Regions from separate parts of the Homo sapiens genome. Here region 2 is linked to region 1. Evidence: chromatin loops called from intact Hi-C (ENCODE). Cell type or tissue: breast epithelium. All regions are shown on one strand. Each heading gives the region's core, and the rest is flanking DNA. Links, peaks and the distances in the headings are about the cores only. Region 1 overlaps ANO6 (anoctamin 6). Region 2 overlaps ANO6 (anoctamin 6).

What was found. A loop is a pair of places that touch in the nucleus more often than their neighbours do. Peaks named below come from ENCODE experiments on the same cell type or tissue, not always from the same donor. Only the 100,000 strongest peaks of a DNase experiment are listed, where the experiment ranks them.
Region 2: a loop joins it to region 1, with 9 times the contacts of the local background. A loop is called at or near these places in 6 of 110 quality-filtered maps.

Annotation. Positions count from the first base shown.
Region 1 is chr12:45,308,662-45,311,579 of GRCh38, reverse strand. All of the region lies in intron 2 of ANO6 (anoctamin 6), which reads right to left. Among named protein-coding and RNA genes, the nearest start is that of ANO6, 94 kb to the right of the region's middle. In breast epithelium, for the core only: a CTCF peak has its summit at 1,570; no DNase peak of the experiment used is centred there; H3K27ac peaks cover 1,574 bases.
Region 2 is chr12:45,361,197-45,364,114 of GRCh38, reverse strand. The region is part of intron 8 of ANO6 (anoctamin 6); the gene reads right to left. Among named protein-coding and RNA genes, the nearest start is that of ANO6, 150 kb to the right of the region's middle. In breast epithelium, for the core only: no CTCF peak of the experiment used is centred there; no DNase peak of the experiment used is centred there.

The DNA.
Region 1 (2,918 bases), core at 100-2,599:
AAATATTTAAATCTTGCTGTCATGTTCTTGCCTAAATATCGGGATCTTCTACCATGCTGATCATTCCCTCTCAATATGCTCCCCTTTTAAAGTCAGCACTCAGAATGAGAGGCAGCTTTACCAATACTGAGCAGGAAAAGCCTAGTATTTCCTTTATTCTGGACACAGGTACAAATGCGACCTAGATTTTCATTAACCTTTTGACATTGTTATCACATGCTCAATTCACACGGAGCTTCGTTAACCAAATACCCAGCCATTTCATGTGATCCATCATTACTCTCTGCTCTTAGGCTATTTACTTAAACAGCTGATATTTATGAATTAGGGGCAGGAATTTACTTTAATTCATATTGATTTTTGTCTCCTCTAGAGATTGATTTTCATCCATTATTCCACAGTTTTAAGAATAACTGCCCAGATAAGCATGCTGTCACCAGGCACACATTTCTTCATTTTGTATTTAAATACATTTTTTCCCCACACATCTTGCTAAAATCAAAACACCAAAAATGTCTGTGGCCCTCTCCTATTCTGTCAATCTAACAACCTCCATTGAAAAAAAAGTAATGTATTCAGTTTGGGATGACTTATTTTATTGAACTCATCATGTTGGCTCCTAATGACCTTTTTTCTAATATTCACAAACCATCTGCTTAAACATCTCATTCTGGAATATGGAGATTAGTGCTTCAGCTCCAGTGTCTCCATTTATGGGAATTTAGCCTATGCCCAACTTCTACCCTAACTTCACCCCTTTTTGAGAACTGTCACATTTGCCCCACTAGATTCTGGCAGCTGTCCCAGTCCCTGTATCACCTTGAGATGACCGGCTGCACTTCCCAAAGCAAATCTACAAGCTCTTTTAATACCCTGGTTAACTCATTTGGAACAATTATACTCCTTTCTAAAATATTCTTGGGCAGCATGAGCTTCTGTAGACTTCACCAGACCTTTAACCATTATCAATCTAAAGTTCACTTTCACTAACAGAAAAGACAAAAGTAATATAGAAGCTAGTAAGCTGTTTTCTCATTCATCTCATACAGTTAAACTGACTTCCTTAAACTGTGGGCTGACCACTGCTTCTTCATCATCTCACATAACTCAAAAATCAATCAATCTCTCTGATCATGCTAAGCATTTTTTCACAAGCCTTGACTCACTTACTCAGGACTTTCATTTTACACTCACATTTTTAGGCTAAGAATGGAAAAAATAAGATTAGAGTGTTCAAGAGGACTATTAGTACAGAATGATCATTTGTTAGCCTTCTGAGTTAAATTGGCTTTAGCAGGTCTTGTCTGGCTGGGCCCAGCAACTTAATCACCATTTATGACTGTTTCTCTGGGAAAATAACATTCTGTATTCCAAAAAATTTCTAAATGACATCTTCACATGTTAAACTGCTGCACTTTTGCTCATACTCCCCAATCCTAACAAATCCATAAATTTAGCTTTTGACTCAGCCACATACAGCAAATAAATATTCCTCCATATTCAGACAAAAATGCACATTCCATCACCTTCGGTTCTTGAATGCACAAAAAGCTTTCAGCCTTGAGATGCCATGTGAATTCCTACCACAGCAAATGGGCCAATTTAGCAATTCTTACTAGCCAGTTTCTCTCTGATCTCATTTCCCCCTTTTCAGAGTCCTTTTGCCAAATTAATGTTCCTTTGTTTGGTTTTCTTTTTTGGTTGAGTTTCTTTTTTAGTTTGGCAAGCTTAAGGCCAAAGACACAAGGCAAAGTCATCATATTTCTTTGTAAGTCCAAGTGAAAAAATGCTTAACCAAGAGGGTACTGCCTTATTCTCAGACTTTCTGATCCTGAAGATCTGGAAGTCTGTGGGCAGACCTTGAGAGTTTAGTTGGGTTTCTGGGATTAGCCAAGAAAGGTCTTGGATTGACCATAAAATAGACCAAAATATTTTTCAATAGCCCTAACACCAATTCAGTTGCTTCAGAAATAACCAAAACAAAGTCTGGACTACTCAGGGAAAAAAAAAAAAGGTGAAAATAGATCCTTGAACCCACTTTGAGACAAAACCTGCAAGTAAAAATTTGTAGACCTGTGGGTAGCTGGCTCTGATTCTCTCATACCTTTCACACCTCAGGGCAAGGAAGTAAGATTAATGTTCTTTTCCCAAGTGCCACTTCCAGACCATTACTCCTCAATGTTCTTGGAAGAAAATTCATTTCAGGTCCATGTGAATAGAATACAACCCCAAAGCTTCCTAAAGTCTATAATTTCCAAATTCCCAGCTGCTGCTCCTGGTTCACTGAAATTCTGATTCTGGGCTCACATGTTCCTCTCCAATGTGTGTCCTTCATCAGACCAGGACCTATGCATCCAGAGACATGACATGACCAATGCATTCTGGCCTCTCAGTAGCCTCACTTCTTACTGCCAATCACCTTCTCCCTTTCATGCACTAATGCCATAGTCCCACCCCAGCCCTTGCCATCCTGAAAAATTCAAGAAGCATTTATTTAAGAAATATTCAAAAAGAACTTATTTAAGAATCCCTCTTTCTGACCACAACTACATTACCTACTCATTTCACAAGACCCCAGGGGCCCCTCGACTTTTTCTAATCAATCTGCCAACCCTCTTCTTTCTTCCCTTCCTTCCATCTTTAGGGCCACATTCCAGAGCACACTGTTTCAGTGACATCTTGCCAATATTGTACTCTCCATAATGTCCATCTACAAAGCCCCAACTCTGGCTGAGGGCTGCTATCTGCTTTCTTGCTGTCTGAATGATGCTGGAGAAAGCCACACAGCAGGGCAGTGTGGTAGGACTATAAATTCAGGATCATCAGCCCCACACAGGCCCTGGCCACAGCCCAGAAATCCTAAAACTTTTTCCAGGTTGCTCTAGTTAGCCTACTCTCTCACTCTCCAAATTGGTTAA
Region 2 (2,918 bases), core at 288-2,787, 52 kb before region 1:
ATATATTCAAAGTGCTGAAAGAAAGACTGTCAACCAAGTATTCTATATCCAGCAAACCCATCCTTCAAAAATGGAGAAATTAAGACATTCCCAGATAAATAAAATCTGAAAGAATCTGTTGTTGGCAGAGACCTGCTATATTAGTCTGTTTTCACACTGCTGATAAAGACATACCTGAGACTAGTTCATTTATAAAGAAAAAGAGGTTTAATGGACTCACAGTTCCACATGGCTGGGAAGGCCTCACAATCATGGCAGAAGGCAAAAGGCATGTCTTATATGGAGGCAGGCAAGAAAGAATGAGAGTCAAGTGAAACGCGTTTCCCCTTATAAAACCATCAGATCTTGTGAGACTTATTCACTACCATGAGAACAATATGAGGAAAACTGCCCACATGATTCAATTATCTCCCACCAGGTCCCTCCTACAACATGTGGGAATTATGGGAGCTACAATTTGAGATGAGATTTGGGTGAGGACACAGCCAAATCATATCAGCTGCCCTACCAGAAACACAGACTGAACACCCTTTTTTCTTTTTTTTTTTTTTGAGACAGAGTCTCACTCTGTTGCCCAGGCTGGAGTGCAGTGGCGTGACTTCGGCTCCCTGCAACCTCCGCCTCCCGGGTTCAAGCGATTCTCCTGCCTCAGCCTCCCAAGTAGCTGGGACCACAGGCGCATGTCACCATGCCCGGCTAAGTTTCTGTATTTTTAGTAGAGATGGGGTTTCACTGTGATAGTGAGGATGGTCTCAAACTCCTGACCTCGTGATCTGCCACCCTCAGCCTCCCAAAAGTTGTGGGATTACAGGCGTGAGCCACCGCACTCAGCCCAGATTGAACACCTTTAATTCAAAAATCTGAATCTGAAATGGTCCAAAATCTAAAACTTTTCAAGTGCTGACATAATATTCAAGGAAAATGCTCAGTGGAGCATTTTGGATTTGGGATGCTCCAATGGTAAGTATAATGCAAATTTTCCAAAATCTGAAAAAAATCTGAAATCTGAAACGCTTCTGGTCCCAAGCATTGTGGACAAGAAACACTTAACCTATACTAAGAGAGTCCTTCAGGCTTAAATAGACACATGACAGTAACTCAAATCCACCTACAGAAAAAAAAAGCAGAGATAGAACTAACTACATATATAAATATGAAAAGTAGTATATTTTTGTATGTCTCTATTTTCTTCTATCTTATTTAAAAGACACAAAGCAACAATTATGAAACTGTTGGTAAGCTTATAATGCATTAAGTTGTAATTTGCATGATGATAATACCACAAAGGAGTAGAGAAGGAACAGATCTGTACCAAAGTAAAGTTTTTGTGTACTATTTGAAATTAAAATTGCCATTAATTCAAACTATATTATTTTAAATTAAGTTGTTAATTATAATCCCCAGGGAAGCCACTAAAAAAAGATAAAGAAACAATAATGGAATTAAAATGGCATACTAGAAATATCTATTTAACACACAAAAAAAGTAGTAATGAAGGAATAGAAAAACAAGAGACAAAAAGACACATGGAAAACAAATAGCAAAATGGCAGGTTTAACTCCTACTTCATGAGTAATTACATTAAATATAAATGAACTAAATATTAAAATCAAAAGGCAACAAGTGGAAATAAATGAAATACAGGACAGAAAAGTAACAAAAAAATCAACTAAACAAAGTTGGTTCTTTGAAAAGATAACAAAATTGGCAAACTTAGCTAGGCTGATCAAGAAAAAAAGAAGACTCAAAGGGTTAAAATCAGAAATGAAAAGGGAAACATTACTGTTACTCTTACAAAAATAAAAAGGATTATAAGGGGATACTATGCATAATTATAAGCCAACTAATTAGACAACTTAGATAAAATGGAAGAATTCCTAGAAAAATATGTACTACTTAAGGTAACTCAAGCAAAAATAGAAAACTTGAATAGACCTATTTTTAACAAATAAAGAGACTGGACTAACAGAAAAAAAATAATTCCTGCAAAGAAAAGCCCAGTCTCAGATGGTTTCACTGATGAATTCCACCTACCATTTAAAGAAGAATTAACACCAATGTTTCATAAACTCTTTTAAAAACAAAGAAGAGGGAACACTTCTCAACTCATTCTATGCGACTGGTATTATGCTGATACCAAAACCAAAGACAACATAAGAAAACTAGAGACCTAATATCTCTTGCAAATATAGATGGAAAAATCTTCAATAAAATACTAGAAAACCAAATCCTGCCATATAAAATAAGTACTACATACTATGACCAAGTGGGATCTATCCAGGAATGCAAGGATGATTCAAAGTACAAAAGTTATCAATTCTTGTAATATACCATATTAATAGAATAACGAACAAAAACTACACACAAGATAATGTCAATAGACACAGAAAGAGCATCTGGCAAAATCCAACATCATTCCATGATTAAAAACACTCATAAACTAGGAATAGAACTTTCCCAACCTGATAAAGAGTATCAATGAAAAAACCCACACCTAGTATCACACTTAATGGTGAAAGACTGAATGCTTTCCTCCTAAGATCATTATATTGGAGGTTCTAGTCAGGACAACTAGGTAAGAAAAAATAAAGTCCTCCAAATTGGAAAGGAAGAAGTAAAACTACTTCTGTTCACAGACAGTATGACATCGTATATAAAAATCCTAAGGAATCCACCCAAAATACTATTAGAGCAAATAAGCCAGTTTAGCAAGGTTGCAGCACACACACAAAAATCAATATACAAAAAAGCAATTACATTTCTATACACTACAATAGGTAATCCAAAAGTTAAATTAACGAAACAATTTATAATAGCATCAAAAGAACAATGTACTTAGAATAAATTTAAGAGAAAAAACAAGTATGAGACTTACACACTGAAACTATAAAATATTGTTGATAGAAATGAAAGACCTA